Regions from separate parts of the Mus musculus genome. Here all the other regions are linked to region 1. A link is a loop called in an ENCODE intact Hi-C map of the cell type or tissue named here. Cell type or tissue: gastrocnemius. All regions are shown on one strand. Each heading gives the region's core, and the rest is flanking DNA. Links, peaks and the distances in the headings are about the cores only. Region 1 has its middle 9.5 kb from the start of Slc38a2. Region 2 has its middle 79 kb from the start of Gm32677. Region 3 has its middle 46 kb from the start of Gm32564.

Region 1 (6,671 bases), core at 822-5,821:
CGATGCTGCCCCCATACTGAAAAGACTGCTGGTCCATTTATCTTTGGGTCCACACTGCCTCATATCCTACACGATACATTGGATTCCTCACACTCATCTGTCACATAAACTCGGATGGACTGCTTGTTACCCACACTCTTCTGTTTCTCAGACCCACTCTTCTGCAAGACACAAATATGAAAATAATTGCTAAGACTTGCTTTCTAATGGCTTTGTTTGGTCTAATTAAATGACAGCCTGATCCCTTTGTCTCAAGACAGTGTTACTCAAAGTTAAAACTTAAACGCTCGCCTAGCAGTGGTGGTGCATGCCTTTAACCCCAGCACTTGGGAGGCAGAGGCAGGTGGATTTCTGAGTTCGAGGCCAGCCTGGTCTACAGAGTGAGTTCCAGGACAGCCAGGGCTACACAGAGAAACCCTGTCTCAAAACACCAAAAAGACAAAACAAAACAAAAAAACTTAAACACGATAGCATCATAGAAAGATAATAAAATTACTTTCCTCCCCTTCTTCCTCCAAACTACATCCTTTCCTTTGTTCCCATGAGTTCCATATTTTCTTGTTTTATTTTTAAATTGTCCAGTAAAATTATATTATTTTACGAAGAATGTTTTGAAGGATCTTTACATAGTGAAAAGTCTCAAGCAAGCTAAGTAACATCCTAATTGTCTCACCTAGTTCTGTTTTGGGAGCAAGAGCACTTGATATCTCTCTTCGATTTCCACTTGATCGTTCAAGGACATCCCATGCTCATCAGGTTTGAAAATGTGGCTCCTGTAGCTGTGGCTCCAGGTCCTCATGCTGGACAGTCCAACAAGCACAGTCATTACTGAGATACCTTGCTGTCTCCAAATTTAATCTACCATCTCCAGCTCCTGTTCTATTCCTTAGTTCTATAAACTCAACTAGTTTAGACTTCAAAGAGATTGAGATTATGCAATGTTAAGTCTTGGCTGATTTTACTGATTAAAATGGCTTCCAGTCTTATCAATATTGTCATAGTCTATGTTTTCTCAATATTAATCTCTTCTGGATCCACTAGAAAATTCCTTTCTGGATGGGCGGTTGCAGTGCATGGTTGTAATCCCAGCACCCAGGAGGCAGAGGCAGGTGGATCTCTGTGAGTTCAAAGGCAGCCGAGTCTACGAAGTTGCAGGACAGCCAGGGCTATTACACAGAGAAACCCTATCTAGAAAAACCTAAAAAAATAAAGAAAATTCTTTTCTTACCCTGTCCATATCACTTTGTATAGTCTATTCTTGGGATCATGTATAGAGGGTGCTCCGTGAAAGACGAACTTAACATCTACAAAATGGCTCCTCAGCCCAGAGTAATATGTTACACGTTGCTGATCAATTAGAGCACACTTTCAAGTTGGAGGATACTTCATTAGATATTAATTGCTGTGTGACAAAATATTCTAGCTTACTGTCTGAAAACAATTTTTATTATTTCTCAAGATTTCTGCCGACCAGGAATCCAAGAGTTTAGTTGGGTGCTCTGGCTTAGGGTTCAATACAAAGCTGCAGCTCCCTGCTTTCTTGATAGAAGCTGAAACATCTCCTTCAGCACCCTTCACCCTGGGGGCAATTCCGCATGGCCCGCTGCTTCCTCTCTAAGGCTCCTCCAGAAGCTGTCACCAGGACATGCCTGCTGGCTCTTCCTGGTGCAGATGATTGAGGAGAGACGGAGGCAGACACTGCCTTCATGAACTGACCTTCAATGGTACCTTTCTCTCTTCTGCCATATTGTATTACCCGAAAAGACAAGTTCTGATTCAACACAGAACGGTGTTACTGTAGGTAAGGGTGGGTGACAGGCAGAGAGAACCACTGGGCTATATTCTGGATGCTGGCCAACCAGAATTTGCCAATCGGTGAGCACCAGATTCACACAGGGGTTGTCAACCACCAGACACAATTGCAACAAACATACTAAGCAATGAAAAGTGGCTTAGATGAGACTATATATAGCACATAGCAGGTCTGCAGAGATGCTCTGAGCTTAACTTTTAGCCACCACAGTCTTCTCTAAGACTTCAGGGGGTAGCTTTTTGTTTTGTTTTTTTATTCTGATCTCTTTAATATCCTGGGGGTGTCCTCCATGAGGATTGCAGGTTTATGATTATAGAGTGGTTTCAGGGGTCAAAGGGCAGACATCCACAGGGTGGGGTTGGGGGTGAGGGATGACAGGTGTCAATTCTGTGAGTCAGTTTCATGAAGAAAGATCACATTTCCTGGAAGTACTGCTGTGATGTTTCACACTCCGTTGATCAGCATCAAGGAACTTAATAATGTCTAAACAGTATGTTATGCAGTGAGGCCATGATTTGTAAGCAGTGTTGTGTGCAAGGCATGTTTTCCTCCGTAAGAATAAAATTCTGGTGCCCCTTAAGACACTTAGCCCTAGAAGACCTTTTCAGGAACATTCAGATTTACAGACATTTTAGTATAAATGTTTACTGCTATTGAGACTTTCAAGGGATCTAGTACCAATCGTTTCTGTCTCCTCTCTAAAAAATGAGGAATGGCTGATTTTTTTTCTTTTTGTCATGCTTCACTGCCATTTCCTCTGGAGTCCATTTTGCTAGGTACAAGAAAGAATGACAGCAAAGAGAAAGTGTTCATGGACCTAGATCTTCCACCAACACCTGCTAATCAGCAGTAACAGGGTTGAAAAGTCCACATGCCCACGGGTTGACAGAATGCTCACACTTGGAACGAAAAGCTAATCGAGAAAACAAGGAGCCAGCGCAGTTATAGAGGTCTAGGTTTTGAATACTGTGCTACATCCGATTGCTTTAAAAACAATAAAGACTCAGATCATTACAATTCTCCAAAATCTGTTTTTAAAAACGGGTTACCCGTATTTTTGTTCAGAGGAAAAGGCAAAGATTTATCAATATATTGTGCCTACTTTTGGGCCTCGATGACCTTCTTGGCCTTCAGTCAGTTTCGTGTTCTTTCTTCACCCAAGGCGAAGAAATAAAGATTTATTAACATACCTGCAATTCTGGTTCTCAAGTGGGTTGTGGGGGCTTCTATGGGCTTGGTTCTGAGATTACTCACAGAAACTCCCACTGTTTTGGCTGAAATCTTTGGCACAACGTGGTCTCATGTAGATGTCTGCATCCGGTTTCCAGTAAAAACCTCTCTGAGGACAAGTGGAGAGCTAACACCCCTCTATTCGCCTCCACATTAGGCAACACTCACCCGACTGAACCAACCCGTGGCTAAAATGGCTAAATTTGTTTTCTTGAGGAGAACCACGCACACATGACACACCCCTTTACAGCCAAAGAATGTCATGGTCGGTGTGGCCATTTGTCACCTCTGGGTGAGGTCAAACTCCTTACAATTGCTGCCTCAGGGGTAAATTCCGTGAGGCATATTTCTGGATGGGGGGGAAAATGAATATTATTTATTTTCCTGGGGTGGGTGGGTGGTGGTGATCCAGATCGGGCTTTGTCTAGGCGACCGTCGGTCCCCTCAGCATCCCACCCCAACCACTCCTCCCTCCATCCAGCTCCATCCAGAAGACGTGGGACCCGTGTGGAGCTGAGGTGACGAGGTTGAGGCCGCGGCGCCCCGCAGACGAAGGCTGAGGCGCCAGGGCGCCGCTGCTCGCCTCTCAGGATGCCAGGCGGCCACACATGAGTTGGCCTCGCAGGCACCCCGGGCCAGCGGTGGCAGCTCCGGAAGTCATGGCCGAGGGGTACGCGGCGCTTTCCCCCTGGGGAGGGCGGGGCTTACGCAGCGGTTTCCCCAGGGAGGGCGGGGCTTGCGCAGAAGCGCGGGGCGGAGGCGGGGCTGCTCCCCAGGGGCGGGAGGAACCCGCGCAGAAGCAACGGGCGGGAAGGGGGCGTGGCCTACTCCGCGCAGCCTCAGTAGGTCTCCTGAAATTTTTCCACTGAGGCTGCGGGCGCGGAGGCCCCGCGAGGCGCGGGCAGCTCGTGCGCAGACCACTTCTGCGCAGACCGCTTCTGCTCGTCCAGAGCCCACGTGATGGCGACTCACTGGGTTCCGCCTTCTTTTGGTGCGCGTGGCGGGGAGGGATGGAAGGGACAGGGAGCCGCGGTGGGGAGCCAGTGACTGGGGAAACCTAGAGAGTCGTGATCATCAGGGGTAATCCTCCGCTCGGGGAGGCCGCGGGGGAGCGAGGCCGCTGCAGCATGTGCACGTGCCCGCGCCTGGGGCCGAGCCCGCACCCCGGCGAGCAGGGACTCCCCAGCTCGTGGGTTGTCTTGCTAAATCCCCAGACCCACGAGGAAAGTCCCCGAAGCTTTGCGCGGTGCTTCCACATGGCTCCCAGTGAGCCTTTGAAAGTGGCTTTCAGAGTTGTTCTCCTGCTCCTTTGTCGAGAAGACGTTACGTAGACATTCCGCCCTCATCTTGGCCCTAGGGAGGAAGCGGGTTTTTTTGTTTTTTGTTTTTTTTTTACAGAAATGCTGCGATCGTTTAGTCTCGTGGCATTTTAGATTCTTTCTAGTAATTGTGTGTGTGTGTTTATCTTTTGAGTCATTCTATCAAAGTCTAGGAAGGAGAAAAAAACCGACAGGGAAATAAACACAAAGACAACATACTCGCCTCTGAGTTAGGAAATTACAACTTTTCTTTACCTGCTGACTTTTTCCTGGGAAGAAATCTTCGAGGTGAATATAATGTTGAGTTCAGATTTCTCCACAGCCCTGCCCGGGGCCCTTTTCTCTCCTAAAGTGGAGCAAAGGTCAGAATGGCGAAAGCTACTGAACCTGGTGGATACCTCCTCCCCCCACGTTTGTTCTACCTTCACAACTATGCGTTTTACTTTTGACTTGTGTTTTTAAAATTTTCCTGGAATTAGAAGCATTGTAATTAATGAGTCTAGATAATACTTAGCTCTCAGAATAGATGCTATTTCGAATTCCTTATTGTTTAACACCCCTCCCCCCACTCTTGAGTCAAGGTTCTACATAGGTTCAGGCTACCTTTGAATTTTCTAAATAGCCTTGGTCGATCTTAAACTCCTGATCTCCGACTTTCACCTTCCAAGATGTGTTCCAGATGTGCCACGCAGCTCTCAGGCTTTCCAATCCCTTGTACATATGCATATTTAATTCATTAGCTCTGTGAGGTAGGGGCCGCTTAGAATTCATTATTTACCTATTACAGTTAAAAACATGGAGAAGTTGAGTAGCTTGCCAAGGCCATACAGTTTATAGAGTGACCGGATTTTGACTCCACAGACTGTCAAATTTATGCTATGTTGCTGGCCTAGAATTTCCTGGGGGGCTGTGTAATTCAGCTGTGAAGAGCGCACTGACTGTAGCCTGCAGAGCACTCCGATTCTCAGATCTGATTCTTAGGACCCATGGCATGGCCCACAACTGTAACTATACTTCCAGGGAATCCAGTGCCCTATTGTAGCCACCTCAGGCATCAGGCATGCTTGTGGAGCAAAGACATATACAAAAAGACCAAACACCAATACTAAAAATAATGAAAAGGCTTTCCTGTTAATAGGTTTAATTGTATCGAAATATTTAAATTTACATTTTAGTTTTTTTTATTATTATTATTAGCTTTCCTGAAGTCCATTTTAGAGAGGCATCTAAGTTTAATTTGGATAGAAAGCCACACAATTTAACAAGAGCTGTTGAAGAAGTCATGCGTTCAGAGCAGTGGTACATTTTTCTTATGTAGAAGTTTATTGAAGTGTCTGACCTAGGAACTTATTTTCTCCAGGGAGAAAATAACTGTAACTCCAGCTTCTAGCACAAGGAGAACAATCCAGGAAAACGAGGCTCTTGGACTTTTGTCATTCGGTAAATTTATATTGATTGATGCGTACTAAAGAAGTGAGCACCCTTGAAAGGGTCAGTGATGTCATGCCAACCAGAAGGAAATATTCCAAGAGGCACATGCATATGAGATAGATTCGTATCTATATGAGTAGGCGGATACATCTGCTCCTTCTTCTCTTTCTTTCTCGAAGCTTCTTTTCCTGACTGATCTCGGCTGGGTTAGAAGCTTTTCTTGTGTGCTGGCACCTTTGGAAGTTATTACCACAGAATTTTCGTGACCCATCCACGGGCCTTCTGATTAAGTACCATGAACGGCAGGCATACTTCCTGCTCCACACGTTGTCCCGCTGCTCATCACGGTTGTCTGTCCTGAAGTGATAGGATTTATGGGGCTCAGCGGTTCTTGTTGAAAAGATGAGCTAACACAATTCGTCGGCTCCATCTTACTAGAATGTGATACAGAATTCACTTCTAACAGAAGCCGTGGGGTGAATGCACTTGGGTTTGTAGTTCCTGCTTAATTTTCATCCACAATAAATGACGTTCCCCCACCCCAGCTTCCTCCTTCTTCACATTGCTTTATGACTATTCATCTGTTCCTCCACCCATCCATCTACCCACTCATCTAATCATCCATCCACCCATCCATCCATCCATCATGCATCCATCCCCCCACCGTTACTCCTATAGTTGATACTGGGGATATATATTGAGTTTGTATATACTTCATTGTCCTGTCTTGTGTTTCGCAAATGATAGTTCTGTTTTTATATGGCAGCTTTTAGAAATACTTCTGTGTATGTGTGTGTGCCTGAGTAACGTATGTGTAATATGTAAACAGGTCAGAAGAGGGCTGAGTACAATTGTGAGCCACCATGTGGGTGCTGGGA
Region 2 (6,671 bases), core at 549-5,548, 210 kb after region 1:
GAATACGACCATACGATGTGTGTGTGTGTGTGTGTGTGTGTGTGTGTGTGTGTGTGTGTGTGTGATTAAGTGGATTAATATTATAAGCTCTAACAGCACCACCTGGCATATTGCTGTCCTTATATAAGTGTTGGCAGCGATCAAGGTGATACTGATGTTGACAAAGATGTGTCACTCACGGGGGCCCCCAAGGGAGGTAGCACAGGTGGACATGGCATGCACTGTCCATTTCTGGATTGCTAGGGCTGAGGAATTACTTTGGACAGGAGAGGAGTCAGTTCTCAAATTCTGAATGTGGCCGTGAGAGCATATTCATCATGAGGTGTTCAAAACACTAGGGATGCCCTGTCCAAAAGCGACGGGAACAAAACACTATCCACAATGAGCAGAGCTTTCTCCGGAGTGAGTTCTCAGATGTGAGCACACATCAGAAACATCTGAAGGAGTTACAGCAGGTTGTGTTCCACTCCTGGGTCAGTTCACAGATCTGCGGGAGAATCCATGATCCGCATTTTCCTAACATGTTCCAGAATGACGCTGTGGTCTGAAGTCCACACTTGGAGATATTGCCTGCTCCCTTACCTTAGACGGTAGGTCAGACCTAGAATTCTTGGCTTCCTGCTACAAACCACATCTTCTGCTGGGCAGCCCGGATTCCCTCCCAGTTTCAGAGATACCAGCTCTGCAGGCTCCCAGGGTCTATGTGTGGCTTGGATCCCGTTCCTGTATTTGTGAAAACAGGAGATTGGACTAAATCTCTGGGCATTCTGAATCAGGATTCCACCTATGTGCCCTGGCAGGACAGAAGAGGACAAAGAAGCTGGTCTCCTGCCAGTCTGTCACCCAATTCTCTATTAACCCCACTGAAATCAAGAAGTTGTCTATAGCTCTGTTGGAGAAGGCAGGGAGCTCTCTCTGACATTTTCAGCGAGATGATTTAGATTTTCCATCCCAGAGTTTACTAGTTTAGATGATCACAAGACTACACTGTCACTATCATGAGTTAATCTGCTTCATGAGTGCAGGATGAAGTGTCTTGACAACCCACTGATTCCGACAACAGTGGTCAGGCTGGGGATCATGGGTTCGTGTGTCATTCTCTAACTTTAATCTCCTCCGGCCCCTACTTCGTGGCATGCTTGCTGGCTGCACCTGTCTGCAGCTCTGGGCCGCAGGTTGATTTCCTGGGATGAACGCCTCATGGAAATGACTGGGCAGGCCTTGCAGTGAAATAGGAGATCCACAACCCTGAGCTTGGCAGGTCGTCTGTCTCCAGACCATTTTGATGGTGAGGCAGGTAGGATTTCAGTGACGAGTTACATAACCACTCTCGGAAGGGACAGTCTGTTCTACCACCGCTAATTGTTGTTAATAATTTAAATGCTCTTTTATCAGATTACATATTCCTGTTTACCTCTATGACTTACATAAAGAAATCTTTAAGTTTTAGACTTTTGGCTAGTTTTTTTGTTTTGTTTGTTTGTTTTTTTGTTTGTTTGTTTGTTTTGTTTTTTAATATAAAAGCTCAGGGAGAGCCCTAGCAAATTATTTCTTTCCTGGAACCTATTAGAATATCCTCTTTTTTTTTTTAAGAAAGCTTTCTGACATTTAAGAAAAACAAAGAGATGATTCTGAGCCTTAGCAACCTTCTGGTGGTGTCGGCAGACCTCTGGGGTGACAGACATTATGTTCCAGTGGGGTCAGAGTTTAGCGCTGGGGCGTAGGTGAAAAGCCACTTCTACCTTCTTACTGTTTAATAGAGATGAAACAATCACTCGTTTATAGTGCAAACCGAATACTTAAAATAGCACAAGGAGAACAAAATGCTGTAGAATCTGAGCAGAGGGGGCTTTCCATGGGTGGCCAGGTTTGGAGGAATCTTAGTGGAGTGAGAGGAGGAGAGAGTTCTGACAGGTGTGGCTGGGGAAGGACCTTCTGGTGGTGACATTCTCTCTCTGAGCAGTCACCACAGGACAGTTATGGAGGCTTGTTCTTAGACACTTCTTTCCAACAGGGAGTAGCCACTGACTCTGGCAGACACTTTGGATAGAAGAAGCAAGCCTCGGAACTCACCTGTGGGAGCGTGGTGGCCAAGCTCTGAGATGGATCAATTTCCTTCATCCCTTCTGCCTTACTTATCCACATACGGTTCAAAGCTGGCATTTGGTGAGGAGCTGGCATGCCAGTTGGTAGCCTAGAGAAGCCAGCCATGACCCCCGTTAACCCAGGAGGCTACAACAGAGCTGGGCCTACTGAGTTTCTACCAGCTCACAAATTGAGAATGAGCTGAGGTGGTAAGGGAGCATACGGGCCAGGAGACCTTCACGTGGAGGATGGCTAGGGCACCAGATGCTTAGAGGAAGGCCAGGAGTAACAGAGGAATGTGAGCCAGGGTCACGAGGCTGCAGTTGAGAAGTGGCTGGTGTTCTCTAGGAGTGAGGATCCTGAGTGGGTAGCACACCGTACCCAATCCCCATCTTTGCTACCTGAGTGTGTGTGTGTGTGTGTGTGTGTGTGTGTGTGTGTGTATTTGAGGTCACTTTAGAAGTAACTCAGGAAGTCCAGTTCCCTTGGTAGTGGGACTGGGGTCATTTCTGCTCATTCTCTAGATAAGGGAAGCAGCTCACAAGAGAGTGTTTCATAGAACATGTGCCCATCCATCTACTCTTGTTGGTGTTGTCCGGGAAGACACTGCATGGGTATTTCTGCCCTTCAGCCAGTTCCCCCTGGAATTGGAAGCTCACACTACTGCTTACAGAGCAGTACTGGAATGTTGGATGCTGCGTCCAGCTCAGTGCCCACACTGGCCCTGGAACTGAGGGGGTGTAGCATGTTATTTCTCCTCAAACGACCACAGAGCTCATCTGGAAGGAGAGATGTCACAGGTCATGTCTTAACCATCTCAGGTCAGCAGTATTTCTCAACTGCATCTGATAAAGTGTGCATTGACACCGTTTTTTCTATGTCCCTGTTAACTATTCAGAACAAGTAAATATAAAACTTTTATGTAACTTATTTAGTTTTGATCACAGCAGTATCTTCCATAGACAGAGTGACCAGGGAACATGATGCCTTTACACACTACTCTGCCACCCTCCTCTGTTAGCTCTTTCAACCCTGGAGCAGTCAAAATGTGCAAAGTTTTAACTTTTACAGTTATCTTAAATTAGTGTTTTTTCTTTTACACTTCTATTATTTTTTCTGATACTGATAATGACTGAAATTATTTTTTTATTTTATATATTTTTATTATGTATTTTCCTCAATTACATGACTTTGAAATTATTTTGTGGCATTCTAAACTGATAATTCTTTTCTTAAGGAATAGACCCTTTAAAGAGCAGTTTGGGGTTCCCAGTGAAACTGAATGGAAAGTACCCAGCGTTGCCAAACCCCCACATCCTTGCCCATGAAGTCTCCTCACTCCACATGTTAGCATTCTGTTTGAAGCCACTCATTTGTGACAGTGTAATCATCACACAGTACATATGGCTTATGGGTAATGTTCCTAGTGCTGGGCCTTCTGTGGCTTTAGGCACCAGTATCTTGATGGACCTGTAGCCTGACCAGCACAGTACCATCTAAAGTACCGATGTCTTCTCATATAGACTACATCACACAGCAGTTTCCCAAAGCCATTTCAATGGGCTTCCTTCACTTACTGATGCCCATCTATGATCTTTTCCCATTCCGATGGCCTTACTTTCGATGTTTCATAATGTTGTAATGTGTAGACACAGCATGGTTTCTCTAACCCATCTGTTACTCAAAACACTCTTGCCGTTTCCAAGTTGGGGTAATTGTTAAGTATGGTGCTACAAACACTGCATCCCAAGGTTTTGTGTGGACCCAAGTTTTCCATTGAGAAAAGGATTGTTTACCATTTAAAAAATGAAGTCTTCGTTTCGCCTTCTTGCCAGAAGTGACCAGAGCGCCTGCTGTGTGTCACATCCTCACCAATGTTGAGTGGCATCAGTGTTCCAGATTCTGTCATTCTGACCAGCACATAATAGGATCTTAATGTTACTTTAATTTGCCATTCCTTGACATTAAAATGCAAGGGCACCCACATTCATGACATTAAAGCTCAAAACATACATTGAACCCCACAAAATAAAGGTGGGAGACTTCAACACCCCACTCTCACCAATAGACAGGTCAACAGGTCATTGAAACAGAAACTTAACAGAGACACAGTGAAACTATTAAAGGTTATGAACCAAATGGAATGTGTGTGTGTGTGTGTGTGTGTGTGTGTGTGTGTAAACATTTCACCATAAAACAAACTAAAGAATACACCTTCTTCTTCTCAGCATCTTGTGGTACTATGGTATTTTCTCCAAAATTGACCATAACAAAACAAGCCTCAACAGATACAAGAAGATTGAAATAATCTCATGCATCCTATCAGATCACCAGAGACTAAGGCTAGATGTCAATAATGACACCTTTCATGTAAATATTTGTCAACCGTGTCTCTTTGATGAGGTGTGTTTTGAAGTTTGATGGTTTTTGCTAGTTGGTTGGGTAGTTTATTTAATTTATTTAGCTTATTCATACGTTTTCATCTACACTGTGGATTATCTTTCCATTTCCTTTGGCAGTGTCTTTTGCCGACCAGAAACATTTAATTTTAATGACGTCCAGCTGATCTTTTTCACGTATGTGCTTTTAGTGTTGGGGTATATATAACCAATGTTACATTAAAAACTCACATCCAAACAGAGGGCCATGTAGATTCTTCTCTTTCTAAAGTCTCACAGCTTTATGTCTCACATTCAGATCTAAGATCTACTGTGAGCCCGTGTTCTGAAGTCATGTTCTGTGTCTACCTTTATAGTTTTGGCTTGGGTTGTGGTCTACCAGTATTTAGACCACCTTTACTCCTCCAATACAGACCAGTTGACTGTATTGTATCTCTTTCATCAACTTGCCTGTTCTGTGGATACAATGTTGCATTGGATTTGTAGCTTTTATAATTAACCTTGAAGCAACACAGTATTAGTTTCCTGACTCTTTGTCTCCTTCAATGTGGTATTGGCTCTTTATGATCTCTCCCTAAACTTTAAAATTGGTTTGTCTATACTCGCAGAACAGCTTCTGAGAGTTTGACTGAGGCTGTATAGAATTCATGGATCAAAGTGGGAAGGGTTGACACCTTTACAATGTTAAGCACAGCCACCCAGGAGCATGGTCTCCTTTCCCTTTATTTTGTTCTTTATTCTTCCAGTGGTTGCTCTCATACAGATAGGCTTAGATATTGGCCTGAATACTTGGGGCGCGGGGAGTTCAGTGCTAACACAAATAGCATTGTGGTTTTAACTTCAAACACTACCTGCTTATTGCAGGTACATCGAGCTTCCGTCCTGAAACTCAACTAGAATAATCCCTTAATGAGTTCTAGGAGTTTGTTGTTGATTCTGCTACACAGACCTTCTTCATAGACGATTGGGTCATTTCTGAACAAAGCTGGCTTTATTTCCTTCTTCTTCATCAATTTCCCTTTACTTCTTTTTCTTATCACACCGATGGGACTTCTCTTGCAGAATTGAAAATAGGTGGTGAGGTGGAAAAAGAGGGAATCCTTGCTTCGTTCCTAGGCTCCTTAGGAAGCATCCAGTTTCCTAGCCTTAAGTGTGATCAACTGAAAAATATCTTTATTGGGTTGCTTAGTTCTATTCTTTGTTTACAGAGAGGTTTTAAAAAACGTGTGTTTGACATTTGAAAAGTGTCTCTTTCTGTATTTTTCAATATGATAAGTGATCTTTTTTTCCATCATCTTTTTGATGTGGTCACTGATTACTGAACTATACTTTTGTACCTAGGATAAAGCCTGCTTGGTGGTGGCATATAGTTGATTGTGTAGAATACTGAACTTGTTAACCAATATTTTCTTGTGGATCTTTATTTCAGTGTTCATGGGAGATACTGATCTGTAATTGTTTTTTATAAACAATTTACATGTGGTTCAGACTCTAAGGTAGTGGTGGTACCACAGGAAGAGGTAGAAAGCATATATTAACGAAGAATAAAAATTCCACCTTAAGAAACCAGAAAAGGAAAGGGAAATTAGCCCTAAAGTAATCAGAAAAAAAGTGAGTGATAAAAATGATCACACAAACCCATGTAATATGTACAGAGGAAAATGAGAAGCAAAAGCAATAAACCCCAAAGCTATTTCTTCAAAAAATGTTAAAATTAATAGCCTTTTTCCAGGAGGGGAAAATTAGAAAGAAAAAAAAACACACAAAATTCTGATATCAGAAAGAAAATAAGAGCCTGTCTGCGGCTGATTTCCAGTGAGATCACTGAGAATACAGTCTCTTCTTTAAATGATTGGTGGCATCCACCAGTAAACCCATCGGTGCCAGGTGTATTATGAAATAATACTGAACAGATTTAACTTCCTAACAGAGATAAGTTCTTCCAGTTGTTCATATTACATCATATGCGTTCTGGAAGCTTTTGACTTGAAGGAAAGAGACCATTTAATCCAGGTTGTTTGTAGGTCAAGTCGTTCATAGTATTCATTGTTTATCTGAGCATCGTTGGCATCTGTAGTGATGTCTCTGTTTTATTTCTGATAGTAATTGGTGTTTTCTCCCCCCTTTTTTCCTAGTTAGTTTTGCAAAAAAACATGTTTATTTTTTTCCAAAAATCTTTTTCAAAGA
Region 3 (6,671 bases), core at 563-5,562, 63 kb after region 1:
AGTCAGCAAGAGAAAATGAATGCTCTTACCATGAATAATATTATAAACCATCGAACAAAAAGCAACAATATAGACTTTCTAGTCGCTAAAAACTAATAATATTTGGCAAGGCACGAGCATAAAATGATTTAGAAAAATTAATTTAAAAATTTAAAATCCAGGTGGTTGTGAAATTCTCTAGATGCTCTTGTACTTGACAGTGAGGAAGAGGCCTGCCTTGACCCCTAGATGCCTGTGTGGCCTCTGGGAGGTCAACAGCGCATTTCCGGCCTTTGACAAGGTCGGCTCTGTGCTTGGGGGCATTCCAGTCCCACTTGAGATAACCGTGAGTAAGCTGGGTGGACATGCAGCTCGAAGCACGTCGCCTCCTTCTCTAACGTGTTCAGCCTCCAGCCCCCTCGCCTGGGTGGGTAGCAGGGTGTTCTGAAAGGCCTTCCTTCCCTCTGTTCCCAGAGGATCTCGTTCTCTGCTATCTCTGGGATCTCTCCTTGCTGCCTCTGTCTGCTCTGAAGTCATGTGGCTGCTTGCCGCCCCAGTCCCCTCTGTCCTCCTTCCCAAGGTGCTTTGCGAGCAGGTGCTCCCTACCGGAAGCCATGTCCTGCAGGTGTCCTCCCTCCGGGACACTCTTGTGTCTGACTTTATTTAGCCTTACCTGTGTCTCTATTCAGAGGCCTGTCTCTCTCTCAGTGTTTACCAGAATCTGTTTTGTTTCCCTCAGAAGGACTCTGGGTAGAAGTCTAGGTTCTTCCTACACGTTACTGTGATGTGTGTGAAATTAGGTAGCGAGGTCACAGGTAAAGGCTGTTTCTTGGGAAGCTTGCCCGATGTCTTATTATTAACTAAAAATTTATTAGGCGAGGGTTCTGTATGGGACAGGAATGCACACAAGTTCGGACCAGTGTATGACTCATTGGCTTTAAGGAATTCAGAAGTGGTGGTTCACTGGGGAAGTCAGCCTGAGAAATAGCAGAGAGGAAGAGGAAGAGAGAGAGAGGAGAGAACGTGGGGAAGGGCAGGGGAGTGAAAGATGTGGGAAAGAGGAGCTGAGAGGGCCTCTGGTGGGTAGAGCGGAGTAAACAGAGCACTCCAAGGCCCTGTTCCATAGGGTACAGCCCATCAACAATTCTGCCATTCATATGGAACGGATGGTAAGACGATGGCGTTCTAAAGCGGTCCGATGGGAGGGGAAGGGAAAGGGACTGTAATTATAAGAATGTTTATAATGTCTGGCACAGCTCAGCTCCAGGTAGCTTCCATCCATCCATAGAGTCCCTTGCTAACTGAGCTCCTTCCTCCGCCAGGACATCCCATTAGAACAAACACAAGCAAACAGCAATAACCAAAGCTCAAGAACAAAGAAACCGCTATCTCATTTAACCACAGCAGACTCATGCCCTCGTGACAGGAGACAGGATGTGGATCTGGATTTGTGCAATCTTTGCTAAGGTGCGCGCGCTCACCTATTTACCTGTTCATACTGACTTTTTAATTTTTTTTCCTTTTTGGGAGGGAGGGGGCATCGTCACATTCTTTGGCAATGAGAATTTGCTTGTCCCCGGGGCTTATTGAGGTAGGGCCTCAGCACATTTTTGATGAATGACTGCAGAGCACAGCCCGGTTGCTCCATGGAGTGTGGAAGCATACCTGGAAATGGGCTCCTCAGGGGACTGGGGGAGGTATTAGGTCCAGGTGCACTCTTTCAGATCACTTGGTCTTAAATTCTGAAAGGGGAGAGGAACCGTGTAAAGTCTCCGGAGCTGGGTTCTTCTCGTGCGGCCAGGAGAAAGGCCGTTAGAAGCCCTGGTGAGAGTCATCCCGCAGGACTTCAGCGATGTCTTTTTATCTCACAAACCTTTCTTTACGCTTCCCACAAACTCTCCTCTTCTTCCTGTGCCACTTCCCTGCTTGCCAAAGGACCTCTAGCTTGCTTACTGTGTGTCAGGATCAGAAAGTTTTGTAGAAGATGAACGTTCAGTAGTGATTTAATAAGGCTTGGCGTCCATGAGGACTGACCGTCAGCTGACAGGAACCCAGCAAACCCTTTCCTCACCCAGGGAACAGCTACGGCTACCCACAGAGGTCTTAATATCATGTTAACATAAAAAAAGGGCGCCAATAAAGTTAGATTGTTCAAGCATAAACTAACTCCCCCAAGTCTACCCTACAGTTCATTTCACCAACAACTCCTAAATTGAAGCAATCTCGAGTGGAAGACTTGTTCTTTCCTATAAAGTGAGAGACTATATGCAGAGATGTAGGCACTTAAGAAGATCCGACTTTCGACAAATTGAGAATCAAGCTTGGTGACCTTTGACCAACTCATGTTTTCTTCTGAGACTATAGTAACCAGAGTGCACAGTCTCAAAACAAAAATGCCTTTAAGAAATTACGTAAAATCTTGAACATGCGTGTGACTAATGGAAATACTGATTATTGATGCTTCAGGTACAGGGGAAAACAGACCGTGTGCCAAGTACCACACTCATTATTTAGAACACACCAAGAAGGAGACATAAGCAGGTCGATGGGGAGAAAGCCCTGGAGGTACGACCACAAGACCACACGTACTGCAAGAGCAAGTAGCAACTGTGGGCTAGAACCCAGATCCTACCGTCTCTGCGTAGTTGTCTACGCAGTTATCAATGTCGATGCTGTTCTTTGCTCTTTAGACTGGGACAGGGGAGTGCTAACTGAACAGTCATCAATGGGTCAGGGCTTTTCTTCCTCACTGGAGACAGAGTATAGGAGATGGGGGATGCTCTCGGGACGATGAGTGAGGGAAAAGCTGTGCTTGGAAGAAATACAGCAAGAAATTCACAAAATGGGCAAGAGCGGGGACTGGAGAGGCCAGAGCTGTGTGGATGCAGCAGTAAGGGCTTCTGAGGTAGCGGCAGAGTTGTGTCTTTCTTGGCTCTCCCTCAGAGTATTTGGGTACGAGAAAGGATCACGGTGGCTAGCGCTCCCGAGGCTACTTCAGAGATCTATGTGGTCTGTTCTCGTTCCTCCTTTGCCAGCTTTGACATGTGCAGACGGTCCTCAGGGTTTCGGGCCCTCACTCTTTCTCCGACAATGTAAACTTAGGCCCTCTGCTGCCACTACTTCAAGTGATCCATCACCTCACCTCGGGCAACCCCAAGAAACAGCTTTGGATAAAGGCACCCGCTGGAACACCTGCTTGGCCTCCTTGCCTTCACAATCCATTTTTTGGGGGGGGGCGCATTAGTTTTCCTGGTCTTCCCTGTAATTGGTTTGGAAGCTTGTCTGTCAGCTGCCCCTGTCACTCAGCTCTCAAGGGCAAACTGCTGTCATCAACCAAGAATTGGAACAGGTGAAACTTGATACGAGCAATGTGACACATAGAGGAAGGTCAGCGAGTGACTCAGTTCTGGAAACTTAAATCAGGTTCGATAGAGGTGACTGGGAACCCAAATGCCTCCTCGAGGTTTCTGCAGGGAAAGGCCTTTAAGTGGCCTCATTACCGAAGGCTCAGTTCCACTATTAGAAAGGTGACCAGTTCAAGACAACTGGCTCCACACACAGCTACCTGCCCGTCTCACTCTGACTTCCAGTGTGAACAAGAGCAGTTCTGGAAACTGGTGGGGGAAGAACATGTCGGTGGGAGGATGGAGGGGTTGGGGGCTGAGGGTGGGGAGTGGGGGTTGGAGGGCTTGGGGGTGGGGGGGGCTTTCTTCAGAGTTCAGACATACACAGCTCAGGGCCAGAGCAGGCCTATGAAATGAAACCAGCAAAGGAAGAGGCTCATGAGAAAAATGCCCCCCCCCCTGTTTCTTTCTTGTTCTCACACAGTTCCATTCTGTCAACTTGTTATTTCCGAGTTGTGTCCTTGACTTCCAAACCTCAGACAGGGTTGACCTAACCTCAAAAAAGGCCTCTTGCAGTTTGCCCAGGTCCTTCCTACTTAGCTCTGCTATTCAAGCTGATTTCAGTTTATGGAAGGGAAAGAAGATGACCTCACAGGAGTGACCTCCTGTTTTAAGGGAAGGCACATGCTCTAGGCTAGGTGGCCCTGGCTGGTGGCTGGTGGCTGGTGGCTGGTGGCTGGTGGCTGGTGGCTGGTGGCTGCTAGCTGGTGGCTGGTGGTGTCACATCTGAGGGGTGACATCATTTGCAGTAGTTGCATTATTTCCCGGTGCCTGGGTCTGACTTCTGTGTCTTGAGGACAGTGACTACAAACACTTAGGAATGCTCTGAGATGAGGTGCTGATACATACAGGGCTCATGGTCACCCCTGAGGTCAAGCCTACACAGTGAGAGGGTTTGGAATGCTCTCTGCATGAAGTCAGGGCTATATCTGCTTGCCAGGTTAGTGGAGGGAAGTGGAAGGGAGGTGCTTTTGTGTTGAAGAGAATGCAGAGCCAGCAATCTCCCTTTCCCCTCTATTTTCAGGGTGTGTGTGTGTGCATTATGCTTTAAAGCTCCCAATTCTTTTCTTGTGGAGGTTTTGCTAAAACCTGCAAGTTTAGACTATAGAGTGGGAAAAAAAAATCCCACCCATATCCTCCGGTTATTGATGTTTTAAAACATTTAAGTATTTTGACCTAAATGCTTAAAGAACAAAGCCAATTGTTCAACTGAAAAAAGCAGAATGTAAATATTTAGGTTAAGGTCTTTGGAGCATCTATTTTCACAATTGCAGAGCTTCCTTCCAAATATCAGAGAAAGAGGTAGGACCAGGGCCTTTGAAAAGCGTGGGAAAGCAAGAAAGAAATGCAAACCTTCTCATAAACTTCCTTCCTTCTATTTCAGTGAGACCCTCGTGTCTGCTCTTTAAGTGACTTCATAACATGTATTTTTGGAAATCCTAGTTTCATCGAAATAGACAAGGTTGACTGTGAATGAGGTGAAGTGTTAAATAAAACACCACCCTTGGAAAACAGAAAGTGCGTCTTTATTCAGCCTGCGTGACTCCTTCCCGAGCTGGCCAGCTGAGGCTCAGCGGCCTTCTGCCCAGCCTTCTATCCGCCTTCCTTCCTGGCTGCGTTCTTTCATTTTTCTGCATGTGTTTATTGTACATTCATCACCAAGTGTTCTCCCACCTCACGTACAAGCCAGCCATGGAGCGGGGTGCAGTTAAGTTTCACACACGTTGGTACTTTTCCTCCAGCCATATTTCTTCATTATTTGACAAATCAATGATTTCAAAGCACAGCCCAAATATTAGAGAGAAATGATCGCTCCTTGTGTAGTAGCCGGAGAGGGAGCATCGGCAGCTTAGGGTGGGGATCTTGATGAGGAAGGAAGGCCAGAGGTCAGGTGACAGGTCAAAAGTGATAATTGTTTGCAATGACAGAGCCCGCCTCAAGCTGTGTTCTAATGTGCATTCTTAACATCCATAAATTACAGTGATACTTGCAAAGACTATTCACAGTGTCATTGTAGGAAGGGGAAAACTGAGTCAGAAAAACCTCACTTTAGGTAGTGTTCTAAGAATTAGAGAGGTTAATAGAATCCCAAACACAACGATGCAAACCCCAAAAATGTTCTGAGAGGATTAAAATGAGGCAGTCGTGCAAAGTGTTTATATTTGAGTAGTTGAGGGGTGTGTGTGTGTGTGTGTGTGTGTGTGTGTGTGATACAGTCTATCGTACAATCATTTCTGTAACGACACCGCATGGCATACTTAAAGAGGAGTTTCTTGTGGATTTTAACGCTAACCTTAGCTGTGTGAGTTTGGGGAAGTTGCCTTGTTTCTCTGTGCCTTGATCTACTCAGCCAGACACCAAGGATCATGATTATGAAGATGAAATGAAGTAGCACATAGACATAATTTAGCATGCCTAGCACAGGATATATCCCCCCCCCCCCCGTGAGAAAAGGGAAGAGTGGTAAAAGGGCAAAGCACATTAAGATAAAATGGAATTCAAAGTCAGAAACTGGAATCTCAGGCAACTGAAACACCATGTGTTATGAAACTTATACATGCCCCACGATAGATGGTGCAGCTTCTCATATGGCCACAGTTAGGTGACATTTGTCACAGAGGAGGAGAACAGGCTAGAGAGCTGCTGATTCTTTATAGTGAGCACCATGGGGCAGTGGAGAATAAGTGAAGAAGCCATGGCTGGCTCTTCCAGTTAAAAGTGGGTGAGGATGATCATGTCTAGAAAAAGAGATACACACCCAAAGAGGAGAGGTTTTGGAAAATGAGGTTATCATCGGGTTAGAACCAAGATAGCTGACGTGTGTGGAGTCTTCTATAAGATTCTGTGCAGATGGTGGGAACCCCCATCAAGCTACAAGAAGCTACGTACATTAGACGACATGCTGTCACTAAGAGTTGAGGCACTCTAAGAGGTGGCTTTGACAGAGCGAGACAAGAAAGCTGAAATTTCTTTTCTTAAATGTCTTTACCTCTTTAATATCTTCAGACTCATTTTATTGAACCCAGGGCCTAGAGGTAGGGTGGAGGGAAAACACAGGCTCTGTACTCTTTTTTTTTTTTTTTTTTTTTTTGGTTTTTCGAGACAGGGTTTCTCTGTATAGCCCTGGCTGTCCTGGAACTCACTTTGTAGACCAGGCTGGCCTCAAACTCAGAAATCTGCCTGCCTCTGCCTCCCAAGTGCTAGGATCAAAGGTGTGCACCACCACCGCCCGCTGGCTTTGTACTCTTACCTGCATTTGACCTTCTCAAATCTCAGTTTTCCCATCTG

What was found. A loop is a pair of places that touch in the nucleus more often than their neighbours do. Peaks named below come from ENCODE experiments on the same cell type or tissue, not always from the same donor. Only the 100,000 strongest peaks of a DNase experiment are listed, where the experiment ranks them.
Region 2: it touches region 1 in a loop (2.9-fold over the local background); 2 of 42 quality-filtered maps call a loop at or near these places.
Region 3: it touches region 1 in a loop (4-fold over the local background); 3 of 42 quality-filtered maps call a loop at or near these places.

The regions. Positions count from the first base shown.
Region 1 is chr15:96,705,937-96,712,607 of GRCm38, forward strand. No RefSeq gene overlaps it. Among named protein-coding and RNA genes, the nearest start is that of Slc38a2, 9.5 kb to the left of the region's middle. In gastrocnemius, for the core only: no CTCF peak of the experiment used is centred there; DNase peaks (open chromatin) are centred at 3,197, 3,863 and 4,706; H3K4me3 peaks cover 1,742 bases; H3K27ac peaks cover 2,987 bases.
Region 2 is chr15:96,914,545-96,921,215 of GRCm38, forward strand. No RefSeq gene overlaps it. Among named protein-coding and RNA genes, the nearest start is that of Gm32677, 79 kb to the left of the region's middle. In gastrocnemius, for the core only: no CTCF peak of the experiment used is centred there; no DNase peak of the experiment used is centred there; H3K4me3 peaks cover 277 bases; H3K27ac peaks cover 3,037 bases.
Region 3 is chr15:96,769,592-96,776,262 of GRCm38, forward strand. No RefSeq gene overlaps it. Among named protein-coding and RNA genes, the nearest start is that of Gm32564, 46 kb to the right of the region's middle. In gastrocnemius, for the core only: no CTCF peak of the experiment used is centred there; no DNase peak of the experiment used is centred there; H3K27ac peaks cover 3,353 bases.